Regions from separate parts of the Homo sapiens genome. Here region 2 is linked to region 1. A link is an interaction called in ENCODE POLR2A ChIA-PET data of the cell type or tissue named here. Cell type or tissue: HepG2. All regions are shown on one strand. Each heading gives the region's core, and the rest is flanking DNA. Links, peaks and the distances in the headings are about the cores only.

What was found. Peaks named below come from ENCODE experiments on the same cell type or tissue, not always from the same donor. Only the 100,000 strongest peaks of a DNase experiment are listed, where the experiment ranks them.
Region 2: POLR2A ChIA-PET joins it to region 1 with 7 read pairs; 3 of 35 experiments call an interaction of 5 or more read pairs at or near these places.

Annotation. Positions count from the first base shown.
Region 1 is chr7:29,403,145-29,419,313 of GRCh38, forward strand. All of the region lies in intron 6 of CHN2 (chimerin 2), which reads left to right. Among named protein-coding and RNA genes, the nearest start is that of PRR15-DT, 150 kb to the right of the region's middle. RefSeq lists enhancers at 13,471-13,972, 13,973-14,472. In HepG2, for the core only: no CTCF peak of the experiment used is centred there; a DNase peak (open chromatin) is centred at 10,007.
Region 2 is chr7:29,158,044-29,174,212 of GRCh38, forward strand. It overlaps a transcript of CPVL not described here and a transcript of CHN2 not described here. Among named protein-coding and RNA genes, the nearest start is that of CPVL, 20 kb to the left of the region's middle. In HepG2, for the core only: no CTCF peak of the experiment used is centred there; a DNase peak (open chromatin) is centred at 5,968.

The sequences.
Region 1 (16,169 bases), core at 8,958-11,457:
GTTACTTGGTACGAATCCATCCGTTTCTCTCTGACCTATATTGACAAGTGGAATTATTAAAGGTCTCAGCCTTGCCAGAGATTCTGTTTCCCTTAAAGGCAGTCAGTGGTCCATTGCGATGGAGTCAGTGACTAGAAAAGAGGGACTGGAAACGTGAATGGCTTCACTGAGAAGAGTGGGTGGGGGGAGGGTACCTGTTTGCTTTGCTAAGGGCGTGTCTTGAAGGTTTTAATGAGTGAAATGAGCAGGTTTCCTAATATTTCTCAATTCCAGACACACCAGCATTTCCGTTTCCAGGTACTTAAATTTCGTTTTCTCATTTGTTTTATTGATCGTTTCCAAATGAATCCAGAGAGACGATGTTACCTGTGTATCCAAGAATACTAACGCAGTAATAATTGGCAAAAAGAGATTACCTACTCCATCAGATTTGAGTGGCTCCCAGATTTCTCTCCAGTCATGATTGTTAGCAGTAAACTTGATTTTAATAACCGTAGATGAGATGGAGAGGCAGGGAGGAAGGCAGAAAAAAAAAAAAAGTTGTGATGGTTAGCCAATAGTGATCCGTCTCCCCACTGATTCTTTATTTAGTTGGATTTAAAAACATTATGATGTATGTGGGCCACCATTCGGTGCATCTAATTAAAATGGTCACATCCAGTGTCATTTCTTCTATGAAACGCATTTCAGAACTTATTCCATAGATGGATTATCTACTGACCTTCACATCACTGTAAGCAACAAAGGAATAACAGGAGATTTAACATGAGCTCAGACATTTAGTGTTAAACACATTTCACATATGTGAACTAATTTCCCATTTTATCCTCAGAACCACTTTGCCAGGTCCGTAGGGCAGGAATCACCATCCCCATCTTATTGAAAGGCTCACGGTGGCAGGGTGAGGAATCAGACCCAGGCTTCCTGATTCCACGCTCAAAGCTTCTTAAATCAACTGAGCAGTTGTGCCTCATTCTGTGCTCACTGCCCTTAGTGCTTTGAGCGAACACCCTTGGTTTTGGGCCATCCTGAGGCAAGTGATGCTAAAAGTACTCAGTATTTACATGATCTGTTTCTGAAAACAGATCATGTAAGCAGAAAACTGCTATTACGAGCTATAATAACTAGTATTTTCTTAAAAAGTATACCCTACGAATCCAATGCATATGACAACAGTGTTTTTGACAGCACATTTTTATTCAATAAATATGGTTTGTCATATTAAATTGCATCTGTGTTTTAGTGGGGAAAAAATGATCCATGCCCTTAAATAATAAAAGCACATTTAAGAATATATTATACCAGTTTATCCGTTTCACTGTTCATTATAGCAGCAAAAATTAGAAAATGACCTTAATGTCCATCAATTTGAGACTGCTTAAATGGATTATGGTACATCCATGTTAAGGAATATCACACAACCCCAGGAAAGGAATGAATGAGAACCCTCATATGGGCTGATGTGGAATGGGCACTTGGAATCGTTATATGGAAAAGTACCTAGCAGTGTGGTGTGTGGAGTATGGTATTATTTGAGTAAACTAGTAGAAAAAAATATTTTTATTGATTTTTATTTTAAAATTGTATGTATTTATTATTTTTTAAAGACAGGATCTCACTTTATTGCCCAGGCTGGTCTCAAACTCGTGGGCTCAAGCGATCCTCCCATCTCAGCCTCCCAAGTAGCTGGGATTACAGGTACGAGCCACCGCATCCAGCCAAAAAAAGCTTTAGCATATATTTTTTTCATGCAAAGTCATAAATATCCCTTGAAGGATGCAAGAGCCAGTATCACTGATTGCCTTTGAAGAAGGGAAGTGGGTGTCTGAGGGGTACAGTGTGGAAGGAGATTTTTCCCTGCTACTCTTTCAGACTCTTGGAATTTTAAACCGTGATCGATGCAGTGCCCTATTTAAAAATTTAAATAAGAGAAAATAATGCGCTGTGTATTAAATTCACATACATTAAAGCATACCCTGAATAAAGAAACATTCTCTGTATGGAGTGCTTATGTCACCATACACACACACACACACACACACACACACACACACACACACACACACACACACACACACGGCAGTTCCAACACTCTGCACCCAGGCTGTTTCTTCTCAGCTCAACCCGATGCTGATAGGACACTTTCATTTCTCCATGGGGTCTTTAACGAAGAGTCTGTGTTTAGCAGAGTTTTACTAAAGGTTGGAGCTGGGAGAGCGTAATGATAGCACAGGGCGCACATCATTAACTACAGTGCAGTGTGTCTGCCCCTGGCAGTGGATTGGCTGCTGCTTTCTTCCTTCCTGGCATTGCCTCCCCTGACACACAGACCCCTCAGCTGTGCCCTCTGGGACCCTCCCCAGCTCTCCTCCCATTAACCACCCCACCATCACCACGCCTTTCTCAAACTGCTGCCAAGCCAACTCCCAGAGTCCTCTTGCTTTCTTAGGGCAGGCACCGAAGCCCTCTTTGGTTTCTACTTTCTTCCTGCAAAACCAAAGAGAGTTACCTTTTCTGGACTGAAGGCCTTCCAACCTTACTGGGTTGTCCTTTACAGATGAACTGTTTCATCAGAGAACAACCTCTCCCCTCTTGTCTCCCACTCAGCGTTTTGTTTGTTTGTTTGTTTTTTCTTTCTAAATTATTTTCTTCCTTCCCAGCTGCCCGCCTTTATATCCAAGGTGGTCCTTTCATTGGTTGTTTCACTGTTTCCATCATGTGATCTGCTGGCCTGTCCCGGTATCTTTGCCTAGGAATGATTCCCTACAATGTGCTTGAACAGAGGCCGTGGCCAGGCCAAGGAGTGAATGTCCAGCCCTCGCTTACTGGCAGAAGTCTTCATACAAGGTTGAGCCTGTCCCGAGTGGTTCTCCCCAGTGCCATGCTCGCATCTCATGGCTGGTGTCCCCGTGGTGACTCTGTGCTCATCAGAGTGTTATTGTTGTTGCTGTAATTCTGCAACAGCTCTTATTTGCTTTTTCTCTAGGACAGAGTTCAAATTCCTTACAGGAAATTTGCAGCCTGTTTAAGCCTGGGCCCCTTGGAGAAGCAAAGCCTGAGACTGGGGTTTGGTACAGATGGGGAATTTGGAAAGGCATCCCAGGGAGAGGAGGAGAAGCTGGGCAGGTAAATAGAGGAGGAGAGAGGCTGGTATATGCACGTTGTGGAGCTGATCACCTTCTCAGGAGCCGGGTAGAACTGCTTCTAAGAGGAATTGAAGTGGGAGTGTTTAACGCATCACCTCCTGTCCCCTCTTGGTTGAGGGGTACCTGTGAGCTGTTAACATTCTCCCCAGTTCCAGGCCAGGCATGCTGGAGAGCTAGGTGGGTGCCATGGGCATCCCTGGCAGCCTGTGGAGTCCAGTGCAGCTGTCCTTTTCTACTATTGAATAGAACCTGCCACACTCAGCCTCCCCTCCCCTCCCCGCCCTGGCATGCTGCACACCACCTTTATGAGAGTTCATCACCCTGTGTCCAGCGTCATTGTTTTGATCAGTGGTTCTCAAAGCATGGCCCTCGGGAACCAGCAGCATCAACATCAGCTGGGAGGCTGGTTAGAAATGCACGTTCCCAGGAGCCACTGTGTGGGGGACTCTGGGGTGCCCTCCGCCAATGTGTGTTTTAAGCTTTAGGCAGTTCTGATTCCCACCTGCATTTAAAAATCTGTGGTTTCTATGTCTGTCTCTTTCCCCAGAGGTGGATCAGTGGGAGGCAGAGGCTACTCCTCAGCCTACTTCCTAATTCTAACGCCCTCCACCTCACTCGGTGAAGCAAGCACTGATTGAATGAAAAATGGATGGGTGACTTTTAAAATGTAACACATTGCCCCACATTCACCCTAAGGAACAGCGTATCTCAAATTCACCAAGAGGGTGCCTCAGCATCTCCCGCACCGTCTCTCAGCACGTGCTCCTTCCTTCACTGGGCTAAGATCTGGCCACCAACTCCTTGTAGCATCAGGAGCAGCAGGAGTCTGGAGAAGCAGGGGAATCGTGGAGACCATCTCATGCAACCCTTCTGTTTTGCAGGACAGGAAACTGAGGCACCCGGCTCAATAGCTTAGAAAGTATTTCAGTGACACCAAGGAGGCTTGGATAGAAAAGGATGCTTTTCAGCAGCTATCTTAGAGTTAAGATTGTTGAGGCCTTTTTTTTGGATGGGATCCACAACTGTGCCACTGTGGAGGGGGTCTTGGTCCTAGGGGGTGGAGAGGCTTGGTGACTTCATTCAGGACAGTAGATTCAAACATAGTGTTACCCATTGTCCTTCACCAAGCAGAGGCGTGCATTCATTTGCCAAAGAAAGAACCTGAATTGTTAATGCAGAAAGCATTATGGAGCTGGAAAAGATCACTTGCATTACAGGGTCTAAAGAACCTATAGATTTTCTCTGCAGGAGGTTCTTTGGAAATAACATGTAACTGACATACCCAGTCTTTTCTCAGGATTCAAGGGTAAATGAAGATGAGCATAACTTAGCTATTATAGTAGGTGACAGGTACCCTGATGATGCTGACCAGCCGACTTGCTGCCCTTGCACGCAGTCATAAAATGGGGTGGGATAGGATGCAGTGAGAATGGATTTAACTTAGATTACATCCGCTCATGAGACTGGGTTTTGCCAAGCATTGTTTTAAACCAGAATTCCCTAATGATTTGGGATTTATCACTCAGTCTGAGCAATTGCTGATTTGGTTGGCTTGGTGGTTCTCAAACTGACTGAAGGTTGGACTCACTCTGGGAGCTTTTAAAAAAATGCCCATGGCCGGGCTTGGTGGCTCATGCCTGTAATCCCAGCACTTTGGGTGGCAGAGGCTGGCGGATCACTTGAGGTCAGGAGTTCAAGACCAGCCTGGCCAACATGGTGAAACCCCATCTCTACTAAAAATACAAAAAAATTAGCCAGGCACTGTGGCACATGCCTGTAATCCCAGCTACTCTGGAGGCTGAGACAGGAGAATCACCCGAACTCAGAAGGCGGAGGTTGTAGTGAGCCCAGATCACACCACTGCACTCCAGCCTGGACGGCGGAGTGAGACTCAGTATCAAAAAAAAAAAATAAATTAAATTAAAAAATATATATTAAAAATGCCCATGTTTGACCCCACCTGCCTATGGAATCAAAGTCTTCACTGGTGAAAGGCACCTGTCGGTCTTTTTTGGCTCCTCAGGTGATTGTCAAGTGCAGGGCTTGAGAACCTGGGTTAGATGGAAGGGGAGACGAGAGTAAAGGTGATCAGACATTTTGGAGCATTTTCTTTCAAGGACACCTGTCTCACTTCTTCCCATGCCTCTTATATTCCTGAGGCTCTTTTATGTTGTAAATTAGACCCTAGCCTTCTTTCTCTACTTTTACACAACACGTGAGAAGTCCTCTGGGGAAACATTCTTCACACAGTTAACTCTGGTGGCTACAGTTACCTGTGCTGGTTCAGGGTTTGGCTTTGCTCCCTTTCCATGACTCCTTTCCCGAGATTATTGCCTGAAATATAAATGATGGGAAACAATTAACTGAAGTGGGATTAAAGAATTTAATGAAGGGGCAAGGAAAAGTTAGTCCCTCTCTCAGGGGTCAGCTAGTGGTTTCTTTGGGTGGATATTAGAAAGAATCTCTTTTTACCAGTTCCTCAATATCGGTGTTTTCAAAGAGGAACGGAAGAGGAAAGTCATCCTAATACATTCAGCGTATGGAGGGATATGATGGGCCAAACGCCAAACCCTCCTTGTCCCCATCCAAAATCTCTCTAGGAAACAGCTAATTTAGAGACACGGCTCCCGAGAAAGTATTTTCTATGCAAATAGTGCCATCTTGTGGCTGAAAGGAGAGTTACATGCTGATGACACAAAGGACCAAACCTAACGGATGTGAAAATGTGCAAGAACAAATTTTTCAGCAATGAATCCATTGAGTCATCCCACTTTCCTCAAGTTTTATAGCACAGATCAGGCTACACAGTGGCTTGGGGTGTCTGTTCTGTAGCCTGTGCTCCTTCTCTGCATAAGCACGTGGGCAGCTCTGCGGGCCTAGGACTTGTAAAAATCATCCCAGGAATCTAATTCTAGTCCAAAAGTGCTCAAACTTCTCGGCCTCAGGACCCCTCTATACTCTTTAAAGTTACTGAGGACCCCAAAGAGCTTCTGTTAATGTGGGTTAAATCTTGATATTTATGGTATTAGAAAGTAAAATAGAAAAATCTAAAATATTTATTAATTCTTTCAACATAATAGTAATAAACCTATTATGTGTTAGTATGAATAACATATTTTTGTGAAAAATAACACTGTTTTCCAAATAAAAAAGTGATGAGAATATTGGCATTGTTTTTACATTTTTGTAAATCTCTTTAGTGTCTGGCTTAAAAGAAGACAGCTGGCTTCTCACATCTGCTCCTGTATTCAACCTGGGATATATTGTTTTATTTGAAGTATAGGAAGAAGTCTGGCCTCACACAGATGTGTAGTTGGAAAAAAGAGGAGTGTTCTTATAGCCTTTTCAGGTAAATGTGGGCTTTAAAATATATACTAGACCACAATTCAACAAGTGGTAGTTTCTTAAAGGTTAGTTGCAATGTCAATCACAGAAGGCAATTACTGTAATAAAATCAGTTTTGACATCATGGACTCTCTAAAGGGATCTTGGGGATCCCCAAACATTGGTGGGCCACAGTTTGATGAAGAGCCCAGCTTTTCAAGATGTTTATATTTTGACATCTCCAGAGTGGTGTTTGAGAGGAATTGTCCCACCACTTTTATCACCTTTGACTGCAGGAGGTAAATGATGCTGTCACCTGGGACTGCTGTACACCTATGGGGACTGGGCAGGCTATGATGAGGAGGCATTCTTCTGGACCTGACCCACCAAGCGCCTGCCCTGAGCACGACCTCAGAGCTCTTCCCAGTGGCTCTCACTAGGCGGTGGGGGGACAACAGGCTGAGTCTATATGAGTTTTAATTTTAGGGATCCCTCTGGGGTTGTTGAATGTTTTTAATTTCATCGAGGCTTTTTAATCATGGGACTTTTAAATAATTTATTCTGGAAGAAAATTTTTATAATGTTTAAAACAGGGTAGTGTCTTGTTTATATTTTAGTTGGGCTTAATCGTAGGAACAGTGTTGGTAGATTTAGGGTGATTACTTTCATTTTTAAGGTGAAATTGAGCTGTTTTTGTCTTTTTAGTAATTATATGGTGGTTTTTGGCTGTGAGTAAAATATTAATGTTTGTTTATTAGTCTAGGTGGGATGATATGTTAAAAAGATAAAAGACAATAATTTGGATAAGTATTTAGGGTTCTCTTGATTAAAGGTTTTTTTTTAATTAAATAGGTTTGAGGTGAGAAATGGAGAGTATATTTGCATTATGTCTGTGGGTCATCTATTGGCACTTAGTTTTTTAATTGGTAAGCGTTGAAATAGAGACTCTTGTTTGAGGAGTCTTAGCCCCTCACCTAAATTGGGTATTTTGTTGAGTATGGGATGTGAGATTATACTTGACTTTTTTGATTTGTTTTTCTAATTAGGGGAGTTTGTCTTTTTTTGTATTTTTGTTTTTGAAGAAACTGGAGGGAAAAAGTTATAGGAGTTGATGAAAAAGTTGAAGGAGAGTGTTATTATTTTAGACCTTTGTAAGGGGAGAAAAAGTTGAAAGTAGTGAGACATAGTAAAAGTTGAACTTTTGATTTATAAATTTGAGAAGTTTTTAAAGAATGACTGTTACATATAATGCTCTAGTTATTTAAAATATTATCTAAAACTTTAAAAACACAGACTTTCCTCCTCAAATCCCTAAACTCTCCTCCCTTACTCCCTAGCCACATTAAAAATTCCCCATTTCTACTTTTTATTAAAACAAATTTTTAAAATCTTGCCTTCCCCACCTTCTTACTTTAATCAGATCAAATAAACATTTCTCTATCTCCAAACACCTGTGTATCACTATTTAACATCAACTACACACCAAGTACACAAACCTAAATTTAGACTTCAACACAAGCCTAGGGCCTGTGTCATCAGGAAACAGTTCTGCAGGTGCAATTCTGATATATATGGCCAATGAGGAGCCACCGACTGGGTCTCATTCTCTTCTCCGTACAGAGGAAATACCAAGACTCAAAGCTCAAAGTGACATTGAACAAGGAGGGTTGGAAGGAGGAAACACAATTTTAGCAGAGCCTATTATTTTCCTTCTTTGGCCTCGTACTGGGTATCACCCTCTTTGTTACCTCTCCTGGGCTTCTCCAGCTACCATCTTTGTGTCTATTTCATCAGGATGTGGCAGTCTCCCCACCCCACCCCCAGAGTGAGTAGCTGTCATTTTTGCCACCCAGAGCCACCTCAGTGTAGGAGCTTCTGGTGGAGTCATATCTGCCCACTAATCCCAGAGGTGGATTTGTGATTCAAGGCCAAGCCGAAGGACCCCGTGTCCCTGGCTAGGGTGGTTGGTTCAAGGGTGACCATGTGGTCAAGTCAGAGCCAGGGGAAGACAACAGACTTTTACCGTGAGTTCCAGGAGCCAGGCCTTTCACCCTCTTTCTGCTTGGCTCAATTAGGCAGGAAGTAGAGCCTGGGCTGCTGAAGGCTTCCCGCCACCCGATAGAGCCTGAGAATGGAGCCTGGAGAAAGTAGAGCCTGGAGATGGGGAGAGAGAAGCTGAGTCCTGAGGCCTGATCTGAGCTTCTCGCGGAGCTGCCCTTCAGCCCGCCCCCGTCTCTGGATGTTCCAGTACTGCTGGCAGTTCATTGCTGCCTTGCCTTTGAGCTGGGTAAGCAGATGTTGGTGCTGCATTTAAGTCGGCAGCTGCTATCATCCCCACAAGAACTGGAACCCACCTGTCAGCTCCCTGCCACCTCTGCTGTCCTTCATTCCCACTCACCTTACTTGTCACCATTACTGAGGAAGCTTAGCTATTCAAGTTCAGGTTCATTTTAATTTTAATCCAATAATCCACACTACCCTTCTTTAAAATGGTGGTGTTAAATCAGAAAAAGGGGACCTCTAGTGTTTACTGAAATGGGTAGGAATGTAGCATCTTGTTTACCAGGCAGACATGGGAAATAACCCAGAAGCCACTGCTGGAATGCAGCCGTCATCCTTTACCTCCTGGCTCCACAACATATATATATGTAGACCTCTTACAGTTAAATGCATTTCAGTAAGATTAAGGCGCTCTGCTAAAGAGTCTTTTTTTTTTTTTTTTTTTTTTTTTTTTGGGAGACGGAGTCTCCCTCTGTTTCCAGGCTGGAGTGCAGTGGTGCCATCTTGGCTGACTGCAACCTTCATCTCCCGGGTTCAAGTGATTCTTCTACCTCAGCCTCCCAAGTAGCTGAGACTACGGGCTCACACCACCACACCCAGCTAATTTTTGTATTTTTAGTAGAGACAGGTTTCACCATGTTGGCCACAACGGTCTCAATCTCTTGACCTCGTGATCCGCCCACCTTGGCTTCCCAAAGTGCTGGGATTACAGGCGTGAGCCACCGCGCCAGGACACTAAAGAGTCTTAATGAACCTGGTAAACCAGATTCTCAGCAACTTGTGATATTTCCGGGAAACTTTTTTAACAGAATGGGATGAAACATGGCCCCTTTTGCAGCATTGGATGTGGCCACGAGAGCCCTCTGTTGGAAGGGGTATCTCTCAGATCATTGGTACAACAGATGAGCAGTTGGGAACCTGTAGACTCTGAAGAAGGAAAGGTCAAAGTTCCATTTGTAGTCTTTCAGAATTAAAGGCTTGGCCTATAAGAATTTGTAGGGGTGGGTGGGTGGGGTCCTGGATCAACTGTGGGAAGAAGAAGGATTTTGTTCCCTGAATAATTCCCATTGCCGTTAATGGAAATGAAACTGTCAGGGCTACATTGGTTTGTTTTCATGGCCTCTGGACCAGGTTGCAGAACTGGCATTACTCATTTTGCAATAAAAAAATGTCTGGCCGGGTCTTATGATGATAGTTTATAAATGCCCCTGTTGGTTTTCTCTCTCCTTATACACAATCACTTTGAAGTTCCCGCAAAGTTAATATTTCACTTTGTTCCTAAGTCCCCATTTATGAACTTAATGAAGTCCAAGTATCAGAAGAGAAAGTTAAAGTTTACACATGCAACTTTGATTGTTCTCAAGTGACTCATTGGTTTAAAAAATTATTTAAAAAGTCAAAGCACTGTCATTTGCAAGAGACACTTTAATACCCAAGTTGAGGATTAGAAGTAAGACACAGAACTGTGGGCTATGCGTGTCCCAACACACCTTTAACAGAGTAAAAGCAGTTATATTTTACCACAGTACATATAAATTCCATGAAAATAATTCATGATATAAGGGACTTTTATTATGTTAATCTCAAATGATTTTAGGAAAGTTACAATTACTCCCCCTAGAAAGAACATTACATGTATTAAGCATATCATTGTTTTTAATCTATCATAAACTACATTATTTCATTCTGCTTCATGACAACCCTTAACTTCATTGTTCCTCCTCTTCCAACAAAGAAACAAGAAACCCGGGGCTTGGGAAAGCCAGGCGATTTGCCCAGGGTCGTAGAACTTGTGACTTGCGGGTCATTTCACGAACAGCCAGTTGCTAGAAGGTGGCTCGTCTGACTTCGAACAGGCTGTACTTTCCACTGGACCACATTGACACAGTGAGCAGATTTGCTGTGTGTCTCATTTTAAAGCTTCTAAACAAAGCGTTATATTAGGAATTATTTTCCTCTTCCCAATATCGGTACTCAGTGTCCTTGTGGCTTGATTCTAATCGTCTTCTGCTCTGGACTGATTTGTTCTTATGAAGAAATAGGTGTGGCTGAGGGAATTCCTCGAGAAGAGATGTGTTCATTACACACATGCCTGCCTCTGTGATTTCTAAGAGAACAATCTCTGTGTGCATTTTTAGCCTTGAGCTATATGAATTTGAAAAGGATTGGGCAATACTATAAAGCTCTGTATACCTTTACTATATCGCAAGGTGATGAGTCTGAAATGTGAGTCTTCAGACACAAGCATGTGTCTCACTTCTTCCAGTCATGATGGAGTCAGTTCAGATGAGAGGAAACTGAAATTGATGTTACCCTCCTGAAGGTTAGGAAGTGATGCCTGACCCAGCTCTCTCTCAGTGTAGCTTTGAAACACCCCCGAACTCTGGGATTGTAAAATGATATACATGGAGATTTTAATGCATTGGATTTTCTTTCCCCTCCAGTAAGTTCGGTGTAAAAATCAACCTACTCACAAGGAAAGGAAGAAGTGCTAGCACGCACGGGGTATTGACCACATACCACGTGCTATAGGGGTGGCTTTCAGTTTGTCACCTTCTTCCGTCCTCACAACGGCTCTGAGAGTTGGGAATTGGAGCGGTGGAAGTAACTTCTTCATGACCACCCAGTGGGCAGGGGAGCTGAAACCCTGCCGCCAGCTGTCCTGGCTTGAAGGAAAGCCTCTTCAAGAGCTCCTGGTCACCTGAGATTGACCACCGCCTGACCCCAGTGTGGCATGCAAGGCCTTTTCTGACCCTTTTCTTGTCACCCTGTCCCCCAACACACGCATGCACACGTCGCTTCACCTCAGCTGCTCCCTCTCCCTAGCTGTGTCCAAGAGGCCGGCAAAACAGAGCAATTCAAGTTTTCTGAGCCCAACAGCCAGTGTAATGCCTCTCAGCCTTTACACAGCATCTTCCAGTTCTTTGCAATGTCCCTCCCCATTGCCTTCCCCAGGCTCCTGTCCTGACTTGGGGAACTCCTGCCATGCTTTGTGGACCAATCCTGGGCATATCCTTCCCTGCAGTCTTCCCTGACCTACACAAGCCTGCCTTGGTTATACCTTCAGTTGGCTGCCTCTCTGTAGCTTAGATACAGTTCTCATTGCACTGAGCACACCCCACCGGCGTGTTCTTTCATTAATTCATTCATGCTTAACTATTAATAATTAATAATAATTAAATATTCATTGAGCCCCTAATCTGTGTGAAACACGGTGCTGCCAATTGCACTTACAACGACTAGCTCGGGATGGGCCAGTGACATAGGTTCAGTAAGGCAGCTCCTGGGTCTTTGCTGGAAGAATTAAGAAAGAAGTGGACTCTTTCTGCCTGGACTTGCTAAGGCACAGAACATAAACACGGAGCGACAGGGGCCACCTGGCTGGCACTTGGGGAGTCAGACATCAAAGAATGAAGCCATGGAAGAAAGCTGATGCTAGAGATGGAGAATGTGTTAAACCAAGAGCTTCATTCTGGAGAGGCTCAAGTGGGGAGTTCCCACCTTGGTTTTCTGTGCTGGTACATTTCTCTTTCTTTTTGTTCTATGCTATTTTGGGTGGAGTTTCTGTTTCCTATAGCCAGAAGAGCCCGAATGGAGTCCTAAAAACAAAAACAAAAACAAAACAGGCCATGCCTGGCAGAGAAGGCCCTTCTAAGGAAGGGAGTAGTTGGGCCAGCCTCGGGACACAGTTGGTGGAGGGGAAGGCTGCGAGGAGGGAGATGGCCAGGTTGGAGAGGGGGGAGGCTGGAGATGGGCGGGCTTGGGAAGGGCCACATAAAGTAGTCTCCAAAGTGTGGATCTTATGCCCAAATGGCTTAAGGAGCTGCCTGCAGTGTGATTTTTAGAAGGATACATTGGTGGCAGGGTAGAGGATGGGCTGGAGACAGAGCCTGGGGCTCTGGGACATCAATGCAGTAACATTGAGGCATCTGCATTTTTGCTTTCAAAACCCAGTTGCTGTAGGCAAAATTTTAAAAGCCCGCCTTTTCCATTTTTAAATGATGACACTATTACCAAAGCTAATTGTCATCTTAGACTTGTAAGTGTTGAAGGCCTAAGTTGGTTAAATTGTTTTTTGTAAGTTTTACTGGGTTTGGGGAGAAGAGTGGGAGGAAGCAGGAAACCCATTATTCCACGGGGTTGGATAAATGCGGCCCCACAGAGCTGCGTTAACCTACAGGGCTTCTGTGTTCAAGACATAACCTTCTATTCTGCAAAGCCCTCTGCCATTTTCCTTAAACATACACTTGGAATAAGTGATGAATGAATTAGCGTGTTTGCATTCTTTCTTCATTCTGCCTGCTACCTGCAAAGACAGAACTGTAGTATATGCCTTTCTCAGAAAAGCTGTGGACTTCAAATATTATCTCTGTTGAATTTTATCATAAAATAAAAAATACTCATTAACCTGAACTTCACAGTCTTAACCTTTAGAAGCTATGAAAAAGTTATCTACTAATGAAATAGTTTAAAGGATATTGAAATGGAAATGTTGTTACTTAAGAGAGCAAAGGTTTTCTTCCAACTCAGAGTATACACTTTAAAATGGGGTGAAAAAGGGCAGCAGTGTTGAGGCTGCTAATCATGTTGGCTCAAGTCCAGTAGTTCTCAAATTTTAGCGTACATGAGAATCCTGTAGAAGGTTTGTTAGTACACAGAGTTCCAGGCCCTCTCCCATCGTTTCTAGTACAGTAGGTGTGACCAGCGGCCCAGCTTCCCAGGAGACAGCCGATGTTGCTGGTCCGGGAACCACAGTTTGAAACCGCTGGCCCGGGCAGTAGAGTAGCACAGTTAAGTATATAAGGCAACTGGAGAAGTAAGGCTAAATGACAGTGATTAATTAGATGTAATCTGTAATCATATGCATATGTATGTATGCGTGTATATGTGTATGTATATGTATATGTATATTTCCAGCATTTTTATACTGACTCTCATAGAATATAAGCAAACTGCACCTTAGGCGTTCTCTAAGTAGTGATTGCTTTGATGCGACATTTCCTCCCATTGTGGAGCTCCTTGCTGGCCCCTGCAGGCATCTCCCCTGCAGAGGAGGTGCTGCACAGTGGTTAGAGCGTGGGCTTCAGGGCCAGTGGCTGTGTGGCTGAGCCCTCCTAAGCCTCCTTCCCTTCCTTTGCATGCCGCCGGGTAGCATCTCACCTGCACCTTCTTCGAAATACCAGCTACCTCTGCAGCGCGTCCTCTCCTTCTGGCTCCCCTGCCAGGGCCCCAGCTGCTCGCAGTCCTGAGCTGCGCCTCACTCAGTTCTGTGACCCCGCAGGACTTGCTGCAGCAAATGGGCTTTTGTATTTCCAAGGTACTTCATCAACATTTGTTGAGAAAAGGAAGGAAGAAAAAAGGAAAAGGAAGAGAGAGGGAGGAAGGAAGGAATTTTCCCAGGTTGCTCATTGTCTTTGTGACATTTTTTTACTGTAACCCTTTTTTTTTTTTTTTTTTTTAAGACAGAGTCTCGCTCTGTCCCCCAGGCTGGAGTGCAGTGGCGCGATCTCCGCTCACTGCAAGCTCCGCCTCCTGGGTTCACGCCATTCTCCTGCCTCAGCCTCCCGAGTAGCTAGGACTACAGGCGCCCGCCACCACGCCCGGCTAATTTTTTGTATTTTTAGTAGAGACGGGATTTCACCGTGTTAGCCAAAAGTAGAGAAAGATCCATTAGGCAGAAAACCTAGAAGTTATTTAGGTTGAACCGTAATGCCACTGTTGATACCTGATAAGTTTTTGATTTGCAAAAATCAGGCAATTTCATGTGGTTCAAACTAATATCTATTTAATACGAAGGTATATGAATCCTGGTAAGAATAACACAGTTTGCAAGTTTTAGAATACAGTCCACTAGGAGTGGATACTAAGCTTGCAGTTTATATGCTCTGGAAGGCCCTCTTTAAAAAAAATTAAGGCAAAAATACTAGTAAGGTATTGTAGATGGTGCCACGGAGAGGCCCCTGCCTGAGAGAACCTTGGAACTTGAGCATGTGCTTCAGAGCTTCATAGTAAAGACACGTGCTAGGGGCCTGGCTTGAAGATGGCAGCTCCTAGGACAAGCACATGTGAGGCTGGAGAGTCGCTTCTGAAGAATCTGTAGAATAGCACACCCACTTGGCAGGTAACTCAGGTGCCAGAAATCCATACAGTCTGCTGAGTCAAGTGGAGAGATGAAGGATTGCTGGAGCGCCTTGTTGGTTTTGAACGGTGCTATTTCCAAGACAAAATGAGCCTCCACGTCGGACAGACTTCAGAGGCAGACAGTTTGTCCTTTCGTGGAAGTTCTCACGTTCGTATGTTTCATGCATTTTCCCTCAGATGGGATGTTTTGGAGTGGAAGTGGAGCTAACTAAGTAAATGTAAGCCACACCAGGCAGACACCCAAGTAGGGAGCAGGAACAGAAGCTGCGGAAACTTCTCGCGGAAGCGCGGGGAGGAGGCATGATGCCAAACATGGAGTCCTTGGCATTTTCAGAAAAGTTGCTGAGGGGCTTGCAGGAGAGTTGTGAGATCCAGAAATTACTATTTGACTGGGGAGTGGTAGGTGCCTTTATTGGGATGCTTTAAAGAAATCCTAATTCCATAGTTAGCTGAGCCCAGCAAACACAAGCTCATATGTTAGGAGTGGATGTCCAGAAAATGAATTCTTTTTTTGTTTTGTTTTTAAATCTGGAAGCATGGCTTATCTGATTGCCCTCTGGGCTTAGCGAAAGCATACACCCCGTTGAGTATTGTGTTCTGGGCCACAGCCTAGCTGCTACTTCCCTCAGTTTCCCTCTGTCCAGGGGCTAAGCTCACTAAGATTCATTGGTGGGAGGTGGAAAGACCAGGACTCGTGGTCTCCTCCCTCGATTTTGGAACATGGAACTACCAGACCTGCCAGGATGGTGCTTTTTTCCTTGGCGTGCCTAATTTAAGTGTTTAAAATGCAAGTATTTTTAAACAAATTTGACAACCACAGGATGTGTCAATTAGCACTCTATGTATCTGGTAGCTCTGCCAGTCTAGCCTCGTGCTTGGCGAAACTCAGCAACATGAATATTCATTAATAAGCCCATAAGAGGGATTCTGATGAACTGAAATTCTGGATTTTGAAGGGCCAGTCAGGATGACTTCTCAGCGTACCAGTATGCAGTGGGCACATGGTGGCAGTTCTTTTTTTAAATTTTCCAAGAACTGACAACTGTTAGGCCAGTCTTGGGTGTGCCTGTGTATAAAGTTTCTAGCAAACTTAGAGTCAACTTTCTGGGGTAGACACCTCAAGGCTTTGTTTAATTGTTAGTTAGATAGTTAGAAATAATCACCACCAATTTACACCTAGCACAGTGTTCTGAATCTACTACCAGATTAAAACTCAGTCTAGAGGTATTGGGAATACTGGATATTCACATGCAGAAGAATGAATTTGGACTCTTACTT
Region 2 (16,169 bases), core at 4,565-7,064, 250 kb before region 1:
AGGTAATCAAATAAAGGAGAAAAAAGACACAATGAGCTCATCACTCCTCCAAATTCCCATCTCCACTGAACACTGGTTAAGAAGAGGGGAGTGGGCTGTATTGGTAGGAAGGTTTCCTTAGAGTTGAGTATATTAAGAAGAGCATGAGTTCCGGAATGAATGAATGTCTACAATCAAGGACTATCTTCCTTCAGTGTTCTTTGCCATTTGAAGGAAAAGCAGTTTATAGCACACACATATTTTCTTAGGACCTCAGTTTCCACCATCCTATAATAGAGCAAATAATTGCTACTTTTTATTGCTGTAGAGCAGATTAAATCAGATGATGTGACTAAAACATGTAACATGATGTCTGATCCATAACCAAAGAAAACTAGAGGAATGTGTAAAGCTATGATGTGTGTGGGTAAGAGTGGGGATAGCTGAATCCTGAAAATTCAGGCAGAATGGCTCACTTTATTTTATTGTGTAGCCTAGTCTTTATGTGATAATATTGATACTTAAGTTTACCAGAGAGGAAAATATTTCCTTCAACATCCTCTACGAGATCTGTTTTCACATGTGTAGAGCTGACTGTATGCCTGAATAGGTGAATTATGCATTTCACCCAACTTTCTTTTATAATTTGAGTCATTAGACATGGCCGTAGAGTTAACAGTTTAATATAAAAGTGTTCCTGGAGATTTTGCTTGTTCTTTTTGGACTGTAATCAAATGTGAAAGAGATTAGTAGTAGCAGTATTTGTGATTTCACCCTATTTTAAATATTTACAGATGCTTAACTCTTAGAGAGATACTTCTGACATTCCAACACATTTCAGCTCTGTATAAACATTCCTTTGGGGGCTTTCATTTTGTTCTGATAGTAAAAATTGCTAGAGGAATGTAACTGAAAACTGATTTCCAAATAAGATACCCTGCGGCAATCGAAATATCCTATGTAGTTATTATCCACTGTAAAGTACACTTTCCCTCAGGGAATCTGCTATCAGAGAAAATTAAAACCTAGCCACCCATTTTAAAGCCCATTAAGTCATTAGGTGGCTCTTCAGTGTTTTCCTAATGGGCTACACAGCACAAGGAGCCCTCCCAGAGCCAGTGAGAAAGCATTGTGCAGACTCCTGCAAGCAGATTTCTTTATCTGGGAGTCACAGAAGTTTAGACCTGAGATGGACCTTGAAAATTATTCAGCTTCTTCCACTTGCAGAAGAGGAAACTGAGCACAGAAGAGGTCACGTGGTTTTCCACTATCCACAGCTGGTTAGAAGCAGAATAAGGGTTGAAACCCAAATGCCTGCAGCATCCTGGCATCACAGAGCCTTCATGGTCTTAAAGGTGGGATGAATTATTCTATACCAGAATAATGTTTTGGATGGCAGTATTGGAAAACTATCTGCCTTGAAAGTTGCTTCAGATGAATGAAAACCTATTATTTTTAAAAAGTAAAGCACTTCAAATGTGTTTTATCATGTAACATGTATGTGTTATCATTGTAGTTCTCCTATGTAGAGTGATGAAATGGGGTGGCTAATTCGAGAAAACCTCTTCCCACACAAGTCTTATGCCTCCTCCTTCCCCGCTTCGTGCAGAGGACATTTTGCTCAAATGTCACCTTCTCAGTGAGATCTACCCTGACCCCCCTATTTAACCTACCTCACAGCACACATCCTGGGATTACTGATCCCTTTTACTCTGTCCTGTCTCTTCTTCAAAGCACCTATCACCTGCTGACTTACTATGTAATTCACTCATTCTTATGCTAGAAAATAAGCCATGAAAACAGGAAATTATTGTGATTTGTCTCAACTAGTGTAATGCAAGTGCCTAGAACAGTGCCTGACATAAAATAATGCTTAAGTATTTGTGGAAGGACGTAATTAATTGTCCCCAAATGGCATCCTTTGTGTGCCCATGGGTGCACGTCATTTTCTGGTTGGTGGTCATCTTCTGACTAGATGTGCCCTGTCCATCAGCACACAGTGTTGTGGAGAGCCAATCTTCATTATTATCTTGCCTCACTAAAAGTTAAACATTGTGTCCTTCTGGCTCTCTGATAAAGAAAGCTCACTTTCCTAAGATCAACATGGTTTCCTGGCCCTCATAATATTTCTACATGTTTAAATCTTACTCAGTTTGCTACTTTCTAGAGTCAGTTGATCTAAAATATGTACTGGCCACCCACAGTGTGTGAAGTTGGTGCCAGATGTTCACGGTGACAGACATGAGCAGTACATTCTGGAACCTATTAGACTAATGTTTCATAAAACTTATCTGATTCCCTGATGTTCTCCCATCAATTTTCCTGTTCCTGTATGTGGCTGACAACGTTACTGGCTTATCCATGTCATTCCCCTTCCTGTTTGGTATCTCCTTTTAGTTTGGGCAATAATGTACCCAGGAGTTGAGTCATGTTTGACCCTAGTCAGTCATGGCTACCCCTTTTCCCTTTGCCACTGAGTGGTCTACAAGTGGGTGTGTAATCCAGTCCTGGTCAGTGAAATATAATGAGAATTCTAATGGAGGGCTTGGGAAAGATTTTTCTCCCTGTCAGAAGGTAGGGGAAGTACCACAATCTTCAGCCCTAACCCCAGCACCTTGACTCCTAATTTGGGTGGTGTGTTGTGAAAACGTGATGATGCCTGGTGCTGTGGTAGCCATCTTGTGACCATGAGGAAAAACCACATATGCACTGAGGCAGAGAGGAAGGGCTAAAAGAGCCTGGGCTCTTAATGACGTTGATCTAACAAACCCACCCTGAGACCAGTCTACCTCTTGACTTATTTATCACATTCAAATGATAATATCTATTAATCATTGACACTAGGTTGATAGTCTTTTCTATTTTTTGATTAACGTGAAAAGCTACAGATTAATTTTATAAATATCTGTCACCCCTGAGATAATATTAAGAACAAGTGTCATTTTCTTGAGTCTTTCCTCTGATTGAGTTTTTCCTGCTTTTTTAAACTTTAATTTCTCACCCTTCTTTTCAACTCTATAAACTTATTTTCTGTATAATACCTAGAAGCTACCTGACTTCTTACCAGATATTATCTTAAACCCCTTCGTTCTACCTTATCTATGATGAGCAAGATAGAGGAAGGTGCTCAAGGTTAGGGGAAAAACTGAAATGTTTTCAACATTAGCCTTGACCAGGCTCATGTCTTAGCACATGAGGGTTTGTGCAGGGAAACTGAAGCAAAGGAAGGACAGCATGGTTACTCTTTTTCCAGTCCCCTTTGAACCCCGTTACCAAGTGAATCTTCCTAAAACACTCCCTATAGCACATCTTTCTCCTGGTCAGGAAAACCTAAGGATTTCACTGAGCCTGCCAGATAAGATTTCAACAGTTTTCTTAGCATGCAGCAACTTTCACAATCTACACCCAACTTCCCTTTCCAGCTGGACCCCCTCTACTTATCTCGAACCCCACATTTTTGCCAGTTGGGTCTGTCTATTCACTTTAACTTTTCATACCCATTCATGCTCCTGGTCCTGGTTATTGTGGTCCCGGACCTGGAATGATCCCTAACCAAATTCCATGTATTCTCTAAGCCTCTGCTATTCAGTAGGTAACCACGATGGGTAGACTGGCCTTTTCACTGAATTTTTAATTTAAATCCATTTGAATTTAAAAATAGATACTTAAAAATTAAAAACTTTTGCTTTGTGAAAGACCCTGTTAAGAAGATGAAAACGATGAGCCACCAACTGGAAGAAAATATTTGCAAATCATATGTAAAAGATTTATCTATAGAATATATAAAGAGTTCTCTAAAGTCAACAGTGAGAAAACAATCTGATTTTTAAATGGGCCAAAGAGTTGAACAGACATTTCACTAAAGAAGATAGACAGTTGGCAAATAAGCACATGAAAGATACTCAGCATCACTAGCTATCAGGGGAATGTAAGTTAAAATCACCAAGACAGATCACTTATAAACCTATTAGAATAGCTAAAATAAAAAATACTAATAATACCAAACACTGGCATGGATGCAGGGAAACTGGATCTCTCAGACATCGCTGGTGGCAATGTTAAACAGTACAGCCACTCTGGGCATCTGGCAGTTTCTTAAAAAGTTAAACACACATTTACTATACAACTGAACAACAGTACCTCTGGGCATTTATCCTAGGCAGGTAAAATCTTATATTCACACAAAAACTGTTCACAAATGTATGTGTAATAGCCAAAAACCGGAAATGACCCAAATGCTCTTCAAAAGGTGAATAGTTGAACACACAACCATATAGTAGAATACTATTCAGCAATAAAAAAGAAACAAACTACTGATACATGAAACAGCTAGGGTGGATCTTAAGAACATTATGATGGCCAGGCGTGGTGGCTCACACCTGTAATCCCAGCACTTTGGGAGGCCAAAGCGGGCAGATCACCTGAGGTCGGGAGTTCAAGACCAGTCTGACCAACATGGAGAAGCCCCATCTCTACTAAAAATACAAAATTAGCTGGGCATGGTGGCGCATGCCTGTAATCCCAACTACTTGGGAGGCTGAGGCAGGAGAATCACTTGAACCCGGAAGGCGGAAGTTGCAGTGAGCCGAGATCGTGCCATTGCACTCCAGCCTGGGCAACAAGAGTGAAACTCCATCTCAAAAAAAAAAAAAAAAAAAGAACATTATGACAAGTGACAAAAGCCAGTCTCGAAGGATTACACATTGTATGATCTCATTTACACAACATTCTTAAAATGACAAAGTTGCAGAGAAAACAGATAAATGAAATGGCTGCCAAAGGTTAGGGAAGAGGAGGGAGAGCCTAACTATAACAGAGCAGCACTAGGAGATCATTTGTGTGATGGAACAGTCCTGTATGTTGGTTGTGATTGTGCTTAAACAATTCTGTACATGTGATAAAACGTTATAGAAATATACACAGAGACAGATAAAACATTTGAATACATATAAATAACAGTGAAATATGCATGAGGTGTAGTTAATTGTACCAATCAATATCCTTGTTTTGATAATGAACTATAGTTATGTAAAACGTTACCATGGGTTGATGGATTCATGGGATCTGTTTATACTACTTTTACTCCTTATGAGTCTGTAATTATTTCAAAATTAAAAATTAAAAAAAGATACTCAATTCTATTATGGGAAAATTTTTAAGCATGTTTGATATATGAATCTGTTTCTCCATTGTAAATGTTATTAAATCTAAGACGTGCTACAAGTGTAAAGTATATACTGGATTTTGAAGACTTAGTATGAAAAACATTGTAAAATACTTCGCTTATAGTTTTTATATTGATTAAAATACTCTATATTGAATTAAGTAAAATATATTATTAAAATTATTTTCAACCTTAAAAATGTTTAAAAATGTGTCTTTTAGATAATTTAAAATTACATATGTGATTCATATTATATTTCTATTTCCTGCTCTAAGCAAAGAATATGGTACCCTGAAAATTGACACATATGTTAATGGGCATATGCATATGAGCAATTATTACCTAAGAGACAATATCCATTTTTTTTTACAATCTTATTAAGGTATAACTGGCATACAATAAGCTAAATATAAAGTATACAATTTGATCAGTTTCAGCTATGTATGAACCCATGAAACCCATCATCACAAGATAACAAACATTCTCATTGCCCCCAAAAGTTTCCTCCCTCCTGCCATCTCTGTCACCAGGCAATTGCTGATCAGCTTTCCATTACTATAGATTAGCTTGCATTTTTAAAATTTTTAAATAAATACAATTATATTAATTGGTATCTTTCACTTTGTGTAGTTACTTTAAGATTCATCTATGTTATGCATATCAATAGTTCACTCCTTTTCATTGCTGAATTCATTGCTGAATTGGACTGAAATATATTTGTCCATTTACTTGTTCAAGGACATCTGGGTTGTTCCCAGCTTTTGACTATTACAAATAAAGCTGCTGTTAACATTCGTGGACAAGTCCTTATGTGGACATATGCTTTCGTTTCTCTTGGGTAAATACCTAGGTTGACACATATAGTAGAGAATGTTTAACTTTTCAAGCTATAAAATTGTTCTCAAAAGTGTTGTGCCATTTTCCATTCCCACCAGCAGTGCATGAGAGTTTTAGTTGCTCCATATCCTTCCCAACACTTATTGTGTCTTTTTGATTATTGCCATCATGCTAGGTGTCAACTCACCGTGATTTAAACTTGAATTTTCCTAATGACTAATGATGTCCAGCATCTTTTTATGTGCTTATTTCCTGTTTGTACAGTTTCTTTTTTGTAAAATGTCTATTTGATTTTTGCACAGTATTTTAATTAGGTTGTTTCTCTTCTTATTAAGTTGTAAGGGTTTATTTTATATAAAATGCAAACCCTTCATAAAATATATATTTTGCAGATAATTTTGCCCAGATTTTGGCTTGCCTTTTCATTTCCTCTTTTTCATTTCATTTCATTTTTTTGAAGAGCAAAAGTGTTCAATTTTGGCCAGGCACAGTGGCTAACACCTATAATTCCAGCACTTCGGGGGGCTGAGGCGGGCAGATCATTTGAACTCAGAAGAGACCAGCCTGAGCAACATGGCAAAACCCCATCTCTACTAAAAATACAAAAATTAGCCACGCGTGGTGGCATATGCCTGTAATCCCAGCATCCCTGGTGGCTGAGGCAGGAGAATCACTTGAACCTGGGAGGCGGAGGTTGCAGTGAGCCGAGATCTCACCACTGCACTCCAGCCTGGGTGACAGAGCAAGACCTGTCTCAAAAAAAAAAAAAAAAAAAAAACAAAGATTATTATTTCTTCACCCAGTTTCCCTTTGAAAGAGGTCAACTGATATATATGTGTGGGTCTGTTTCTAAACTTTCTAGAGTGTTCCATTGATCTTTGTATATCTATCATTATGATAATACCACACTGTCTTGATTACCATAGCTCCATGATAAACCCTAAATATAAACTCAAGTGTATAGTGTGAGTTCTACAACTTTATTCTTTTTCAGATGTTTTTGACTATTCTACATCTTTTGAACTTCCATATAAATTTTAGAATCAGTTTGTCAATTTCTAAAAAACAAGCCTGCTGATTTTTTTATTGGCATTGCATTTAATCTAAAGATCAATGTGGGGAGAATAGATATCTAAATAATATAGTTTTTGATTTATGGGCATGTATATCTCATCTTTTCAATTATCTCAACAATGTTTTATGGTTTTTGATATAAAGGTCTTGCATAAGTTTTCTTCAAACCAATACTTAAGTTCATATTTTCTGCTATTTTAAATGGTATTTTTATTGCAATTTTGGATTGATCTTTACTACTGTATAGAAACAAAATTGATTTTTATATATTACTCTTTATCCTTTAACCTTGCTAAACTCACTGAATAGTTCCAATATTTTTGTGTGTGTAGGTTTCTTAGATTTTTTTTAAATCACCTATACTGGTTCAAAGAATTTTCCACAGTCATGTTGTCTGTTAATAGAGACTGCTTTATGCCTTTCTTTTTAACCTGTATGCCTTTGTTATTTCTTTTTCTTTCATTAATACATTTGCCATAATCTTTGTTACAATGACAAGTAGAAGTGATAGAATGGATATACTTGCACTGTTCTTAAATGAAAAGCATTCAGTCTTTCACCATTAGGTGAGGTGTTAACTGTAGGCTTTTCATAGCTGCCCTTTATGTGGTTGAATTTTCTTCTTTTCTTTTTTAAATTTTTTCATCATGAATAGATGTTGAATTTTTGTCATATGCTTTTCTGCATATATTGAGGTGACCATATGGTGTTTCTTTTTAAGTGTATTAATATGGTGAATTACATGGGTTGATTTTCAAATGTTAAACCAACCTTGCATTCTTGAGATAAACCTTTTATTTGGTAAAATTTATAAACAGTGTTTGTCACTATGTTCACAGGGGACATGATTTGTAGATTTTCTTTTCTTGTAATATCTTTGGTTTTGGTATCAAGGTAATGCTGGCTTCATAGATTGAGTTGCAAAGTGGGTTTTTGTTTGTCTGTTTGTTTTTAGACAGGGTCTCACTCTATGCCTAGGCTGGAGTGCAGTGGTGCAATATCAGCTCACTGTAGCCTTGATTTCCTGGGCTCAAGTGACCCTCCTGCCTCACCCTCCCAAGTAGCTAGGACCACGGGTGTGTGCCACCACATCCAGTTTTTTTTTGTTTTTGTTTTTGTAGAGGTGGGGTCTCACTATGTTGACCAGGCTAGTCTCAAACTCCTGGCCTCAATCCTCCCATCTCAACCTCTCAGAATGCTGGGATTAGAGGCATGAGCCACTGCGCCCAACATGGATAGCAAAGTGTTTTATCCTCTTTGATTTTCTTGAAGTTTTGTGTAGAATTGATATTCTTTCTGATTTAAGTGTCTGGTAGAATTAACCAGAGAAGCCATCTTGGCTTGATGTGTTTTCTGGGTTTTTGTTTGTTTGTTCGTTTGTTTGTTTTATGGGGAGGTTTCTAACTATAATAGCTTTATAGTTAGAAGCCTTTAATAACTTTAATAGCTATTGAGCTATCCAGGTAATCTATGTCTTCTTGAGTGATCTCTGGCAGGTGGTTTCTTTCAAAGAATTTGTCCATTTTATCTAAGTTGTCAAATATTATGGCAAAAAAGATGGTTGTAATATTTTCTTATACTTTTAGTATCTACAACTGTATTGGTATCCTCTCTCTCATTTCTATAATTAATAATTTGTATCATTTCTATTTTTTTCTTGATGAATCCAGCTAAAGGTTTATCACTCACTGATCTCAAAAAACCAGTTTTTTATTCCAATGATATTCTCTATTTTTTGTTTTTCTATTTCCTGTACCTTCTTGAACATTTGAAACATATTTATAATAGTTCTTTTAATGTCCTTGACTACTAGTTCTACTATCTGTGTCATTTTTGTTCTGTTTCCATTGACTGATTTTTCTCCACAATATAAGATATATTTCTATGCTTTTTTGCATGCATAGAGTACATATACTGTATATGTACAAGTTAAAGAATAATAACAAAGTGAACAATGTTTACAACTCCAAACAACTTGACGAAAAGAATATTATCAATACCTTAAATCTGTCCCTGGTAACATCCCTACCTTGATACACTCAAAGTGTACTCAAAGGTACAATATCTTGAATTTTGTGTTAAACTAACTTTTAATTATTTATTTTTGCTTAAGTATGTAATCCTAAAATAATATATTAATTTTAACTTTTTTAGACCTTTGTCAAATACAATAATTCTAGGCTTACTTTTTTCATTCAATATGTTTCTGAAATTCAACCAGATGAACATGTATCTGTTCATTCATATTCTATCCTAAATGGTATTTCATTAAATGAATATTCAAAAAATTATCCACTATCTGCGGACATGAGAGCTATTTCCAGTTTTTCTTTTTGCTTGTTTGATTCGCTGGTACAAACAGTGCTTCTATGACCATATTTGAATATGTCTTTGGTGCACATATGCAAAACTATTTCTAAAGTATGTATCTTAGAGTGGTATTGCTGAGTCGAAGACTATATGAATTTTCAACTTTGCTAAATAACACTAAATTGTTTTTTAAAGTAGTGGTACCAATTTACTCTTCAGTCAAAAGTGTGTAAGTGTTTTTATTGCTCTACATCTTCACCAATATTTGGTTTTGTCAGACTATATAGTTTTGCCAATCTGATAGAAAAAAACTGGCATCTGTGAAAGTCATTTGTTTTCCCTAAACATTTCCAGTTTTCTCTGCTTCCAAGCACATAGTAGAAGGAATTGCACTTCCTAAATCCTTGTTATGAGTGAGTTTGACTTGTAATGAATTGTGAAGGAATGTCTGCCAGCTCCTGGCTGGAGCAATTACTTACTGATGCAAAAACCCCCATGCTTTCCTTCCCTCTGACAAGGAGGCCTACAACATCGGAGGTAACTGTTGTGTGACCCTGGGAACATGAGTGATCATAATGAACAGATGACTGACCACAGTTCCCAGATGACCTAAACTGGACATTTGTGTGAGTGAGAAGTAAAATTTTGTTGGTATGATTCTTGGGTGTTGGTGGCAACAATATTACCTAGCATATCATAACATACAGAATATCTCATTGTGGTTTTAATTTGCTTTTTCCTGCTTACTAATGAGACTGCACATCTTCTGACGTTTGGTCTGGGCATTTTTTTATTTCATAAAATGTCGGTTTATTTGTTTGTTTAAACCATCTTTCAATGGGTTTCTTTGTCTTTCTCTTATTGATTTCTAGAAGTTCTTTAGACATTTTGGATTCTCATCTTGTGTCAGCTTTGTTTCAATTCCATTACACAATTTTTGGTTTTTCTTTTAATGGTTCTTAAATAAAACTTTTTATCTTAGAAAATTTCAAGCATACAAAATAGAATATTCTAATAAGCCTCCATGTAGCCATACCCAGCTTCTATAATTATGGACTCATAGTCAATCTTTTTTGCATCTGTAATCTCTACCCATTCCTCCCACCCCTGGATTATTTTGAAGAAAATGCCAGACATCCTATAGTTTCATCTGTGTATCTCTAAAGGTAAGAACTCTTTGCAATTTGGAGGTCCAGTGTTATGTGAGGGTCTCTGTTCCAATCCCCCAACCTGTATAGGCTGAAAGCTTTCCCTCTTCCCCCTCAAACCTCAGCTGTAGGCTTCCAGGGAGAGTTTGTGTCTCAGCTAATCAGATGGCTAAACACACTTAAAAACTATTTTTCCATTATATTATGCTAAAAGCACTAGAAGTAATTTAGTTTAGCATGTATTCATGTTGTTTAGACATGTACTACTAAGTATGTATTATGTGTGCATGATTTTTACATATGCGTGTTTACCACTATCCATTTAATCTATAAGCTTCTAAGAGGTATGAACTATTTCTATTCGCCATGTTTTAAGTAATACCCAGCCCAATGTGATTCAAAAGTAAATGTATAATAAATTCTATTTGATGAAAATGGAAGTCCTGGTTATTAGAATATCATGAGGAAAATGGACTCAAATTGTGGTTTGATTTTCATAGGCAATTCTAATGGATATATAAGAAATTTATCTCCCATAGAATAAAACATGGAATTTTCCCCATTTTATTCATTTCAGTTTTCTTTCTTTCATACCTATTCTAGGTGGTCTATGCATTGTATATTCAGTACTGTTTTTGAAAGGCATGTTACTCAAAATACATGGTTGTACTACGAATAAATGCACTATGCTGATATTACCATTGTAGAAGATTCTGGGAAGAACATTCTATTATTCAATCCCTTAAAATATATCATCCTATTGAGTTGCTTCTTCTAAGGCATTCATGTACAGTGTGCTCTTTTAGAGTTTAACAATTCCATTTTCATACCCCTCTAAACACACCATTTTAATTATTTTTAAAAACTTACCATTAGTGATTTGTCCTATTTTGTTTTTATATAAATGTTTATATACAATAATGTTATGTTAAAAATAAATACAACTGTTTTGTTATTGTTATATTATCTTTCACTTAAACAAGAGGAAAGGGAGATTAAGTAGCTGACGGTGTACTGAAGAGTAACTGAAAAGACCAAAACAGGACCATTGGCTTTTTCTACCTATTCTTCTTTGGCTTCTGCCTTTTCATGTCCTATGTATGGCTGCCATCATGTGCTGCTCTGTCTTTTCTTCTCAGGGCCTGCTTGACACATTTGATCCAGAAAAGCTTCTTCCTCCCTTCTGACCACTGTTTGCTCAGTCAGAGCTGGTGTGCCTATAGACCTTCACATCCTTATTCCATGGCTACCTGGCAGGGATAAGATGTATATATATATATACACACATATATATAAGTATATATACGTGTGTGTGTGTGTGTGTGTATATATATATGTATATACAGGTTGCTGCTCTGTTGCTCAGGCTGGGGTGCAGTGGCGCCATCATAGCTCATTGCAGCCTTGAACCCCTGGGCTCAAGTGATCCTCCTGCCTCTGCCTCCTAAAGCACTGGAGTTACAGGTGTGAGTACCATGCCCAGCTGTGGTGTCCTTTTGATCCTTGTATTTGGCCTTCTTGACTAATCCAGTGCTCCCAGACTTCTAGCAGAAGCCCATTCTCTGGAGGTAAACTGACAGGAATCCTATGGGGTGGAGGGGGATTCCCTGAGCTCTTAAACATGGTCCTAAGGTGCTTCCTTGGCTACTTTATGTTTAACAATAGATTGCTGGTGATACTGATGAAACTCTTCTTTTGTTTTAATATCTGACAAATTTCTTGCTAATCTTAATTACTAGAGCAACTCTAGGGAACAGTGAATCTTCAAACACAAGATTTTAATATGCTTTCCTTCATGTCAGTGTTCCTTTTATGCATACCTCTAGTAAAACATTGTTCCATTTGATGCCAAAGATTTGCCCTTTCTTTAATTAATTTTGAATACTGCACATGTTAGATTTTCCCCCATTATTCATATTTTCTCCAATTGTTCATCTGGGGACGAATTTAAGTAATTTGTACATGTCCTTAGTTTAAAATGGGTTTTGTACATTCACTGAATATTTTGAAGAAAAATCAACCATTACATGACAAATGTATGTCTTCTAGAATTTTTATTTCTAAACTTCATGGAACACTTCTGTGTGACTTTCTGTAATATCTAATCTCAGGCAAAAATGACTTACTGTATTAGTCTGTTTTCACACTGCTGATAAAGACGTACTCGCGACTGGGCAATTTACAAAAGAAAGAGGTTTAATTGGACTTATAGTTCCATATGGCTGGTGGGGGGGCCTCACAATCATGGCGGAAGGCGAGGAGGAGCAAGTCACATCTTATGTGGATGGCTGCAGGTAAAGAGAGAGCTTGTGCAGGAAAACTTCCCCTTATAGCAACTATCAGATCTCGTGAGACTTACTCACTATCACAAGAAAAACATGGGAAAGACCTGCCCCCATGCTTCAATTACCTCCCACGGGGTCCCTCCCACAACATGTCGGAATTCAAGATGAGATTAGTGTGGGGACACAGCCAAACCATATCACTTACACTTCTCTATGACTCAGCTGATTTATTAAAAAACGACTTTATGAGATGTGTCAATTGAGATGGAAGGTGCTGGACATAATGAACTGCCGGTTTCCCCCCAGTTCTGACTCTTGCCTGCAGAGCCCTAACATTGCTTACATACGCACTGCTCTTTCACATGAAGGAACAGCGCAGACATCACCTAATACGCGTCCTACTGTATTCTTTCTGCCACATTCCCAGAAACCCCAAAGCTCTTTGGAACACCCAGGGGATTTCACAGGTCTATAAAGAAGAACAACCTGTAAACTGGGCTTGGTGATTCTGTGGGGATACAAACCAACATAATACATATGTAATGGAATAAACAACGGCATTAGCCAGTTCAGAGTCTTCAAGCTGAACTTGTTAGAAGGAGCGCCACACCTCAAGTAAACTAATAGGGTGGGGATCCCAGACGGAGAGGATTCTACCCAGAATCCTCCTCAATTCAGCCCCGAGCTTTCTTTGAAGGGCTTTCTTTGTACAGAGTTTAAGGTCAGAGACTTTTAACGTGGACCGGAAAGACAAACTCTAATACCTTAAGGGGCACTATTAAATCAAATTCCACAAACTAAATACTTGTCCGGAGATGAACAATTCAGAGTATAGCAGTTGTTGCAGGCTAAATCCAAGCATATGACATAATTTAGAAATCTACCAGTGTGTCTCCAGAGAATGCATTTTCATTTTTCCATAATATAATACATGCCTATCAAATCCATCTAACATTATTGAATCCATCACTTTTTAAGAAATGAAGTTGTTGTAGCTGAAGCTTTCAAGCATGCCGTCACATATAGTTCTTACAAATGGACTTACGAACTGATTTGGAGGGAAGCCCCCAATTCCCATATGTTTGACTTTAAAGAACAATCCAGCTGTATCTGAAGTAATTGTCCTCCTCAACAGAGTGCACAATGCAGGGTGCAGTGGGTGGTACACAGGAGAAAAAACTCATGGAATGGTGGAGACAGCCCCCTAGTCAGCCAGATGGGCCAAATCAGATGTAGGGTCAGCAGTATCACGTTTATACGCTTGGATTACATTGCCACCTAGAAGGAACCCAGGGAGTACCTAGGTTTCCATATATGGGGGGATTCCTGCAATGATTCAGTCCTTTAATGGGGCATCTTACTGTAAATCATTAAAACAGCACCACCTACTCTCCAGCATCCGGCCCACTGAGTTCTTGAAAGCATGGTTGCTGTGGGCATCACAGCTGATTTCTGTTAGTTGACTGGTCTCATCCAGTTGACCAACATTCTGCTTCAGGAACATTGTGACTTCTACACCTAGGCTCACCCTTGGTTATGATAGCATCAGTGTCTAAAGTTTTCTTAATATGCTGTAACAATAATCTCTGTCTCATCTATCATCATATTGCCACCCATTTATCATCCAAAAAAAATTATTAAAAATAACCAAGCCTTCAGATTCAGGAAAACCATTGGAATCAATTTGATTTCCCTTGCAGTTGGGAAATGAATTTTAAATTATTCATGTTAACACCCTCCAGATAAATTGAATTTTTAGAATATTTAAGAAAAGCTTAGTAAAGTCCATCTTTGACATTAACAGATTCCTTTTTTTAAATATTAATTTCATATTAACCATTGCTTTTTGACATACAGTCATCTGACCAACGATTTCAAGAATCATTAATGTTAATTGGGAAAGAAGTAAAACCTTAACATTTTAATATTATAAAACTTTTTTTTTCAACTTCTGTTTCCAGCTGTATGACTCACTAGATATCTGGAGAAGCTTTTCTGCCACTTAAAAATGCTGGATAAGGCCGAGTGTGGTAGCTCACCAGCGTTTTGGGAGGCCGAGGTGGGTGGATCACCTGAGGTTAGGAGTTTGAGACCAGCGTGGCCAGTATGGCAAAAACCTGTTTCTACTAAAAATACAAAAATTAGCTGGGCATGGTGGTGGGTGCCTGTAATCCCAGCCACTCAGGAGCCTGGGGAAGGAGAATCGCTTGAACCCAGGAGGCAGAGGTTGCAGTGAGCTGAGATTGCGCCAATGTACTCCAGCCTGGGTGACAGAGCAAGACTCTGTATCAAAAAAAAAAAAAAAAAGCTGGATGAGATAGTTTTTAAAAAAACATTTTTAAAAATGCACACCTAAGCTTATAGGAAAGTCAAGGAAATCTTCTAAGGCCAGAAAGCTAAGCAGGAACCCAGAGGAAAAAAAGCCCTGTAGCTGGCATTGCCCTGAATGCATCTGCCAGGTGCTGGTAGCCTCGAGTGGGGGCCTAACTTTCTGCAGCCATATAATTTATCCTCCAGCCCACAGTGATTATGAAGTGAAAGGTGGTGCTATTAATAATACATGAGGATTTCTGCTCCTGCTTGGAATATAGAAAGCTACGAGAGAATGTCACCCCCATCCTAACAACAAGAAAATGAGGAACAGTGTACAATATTATAACTTTCTTTCCTTAAACTCATCAGAGACTTGAGGTCACAAGGCAACCAGGAAAGTAAACTTCAAAGGATAAAAAGCATCTCTAATGAGAGGCAGGATATGAAATTGTTGCACCTTTGGCAGAGTATGGGAGGAAGGAGGGGGTTGTTGCCATGGAGTGAGTAAGAAGAAATATTTTTTTAAAAATAATGAATTCCTTACTTTGGCAGGCTGAGGCGGGCAGATCACTTGAGGTCAGGTGCCCGGCCTGTCCAACATGGTGAAACCCTGTCTCTACCAAAAAAAAAAAAAAAAATTAGTCGAGTGTGGTGGTTCATGCCTGTAATCCCATGTAATTCCATCTTACTTGGGGGGCTGAGGCACTAGAATTACTTGGACCTGGGAGGTGGAGGCTGCAGTGAGCTGAGATCACACCACTGCACTCCAGCCTGGGTGACAGAGGGAGACTGACTCAAAAAAAAAAAAAAGAATTTCTAAAGACTGAGTATGCACTCATATCTCATATTAATTTAGAATAATTGAGAGGCCCAGACACAAGCGGAGTTCACACACACTCCCAAGCTTCTCTTCATAGTCTCCATGGGGAAGAGGGGGTGCTCTTGAGGAAGACTAGGGCAGGGCAAAAGGCTGGAGAGACCCCCCCGTTTGGTGGCACAGGATGCAGGAGGAGGTGGCTGCCCCCACACCTTGATGCTCCTCTCATGGGAGCAAAAGCC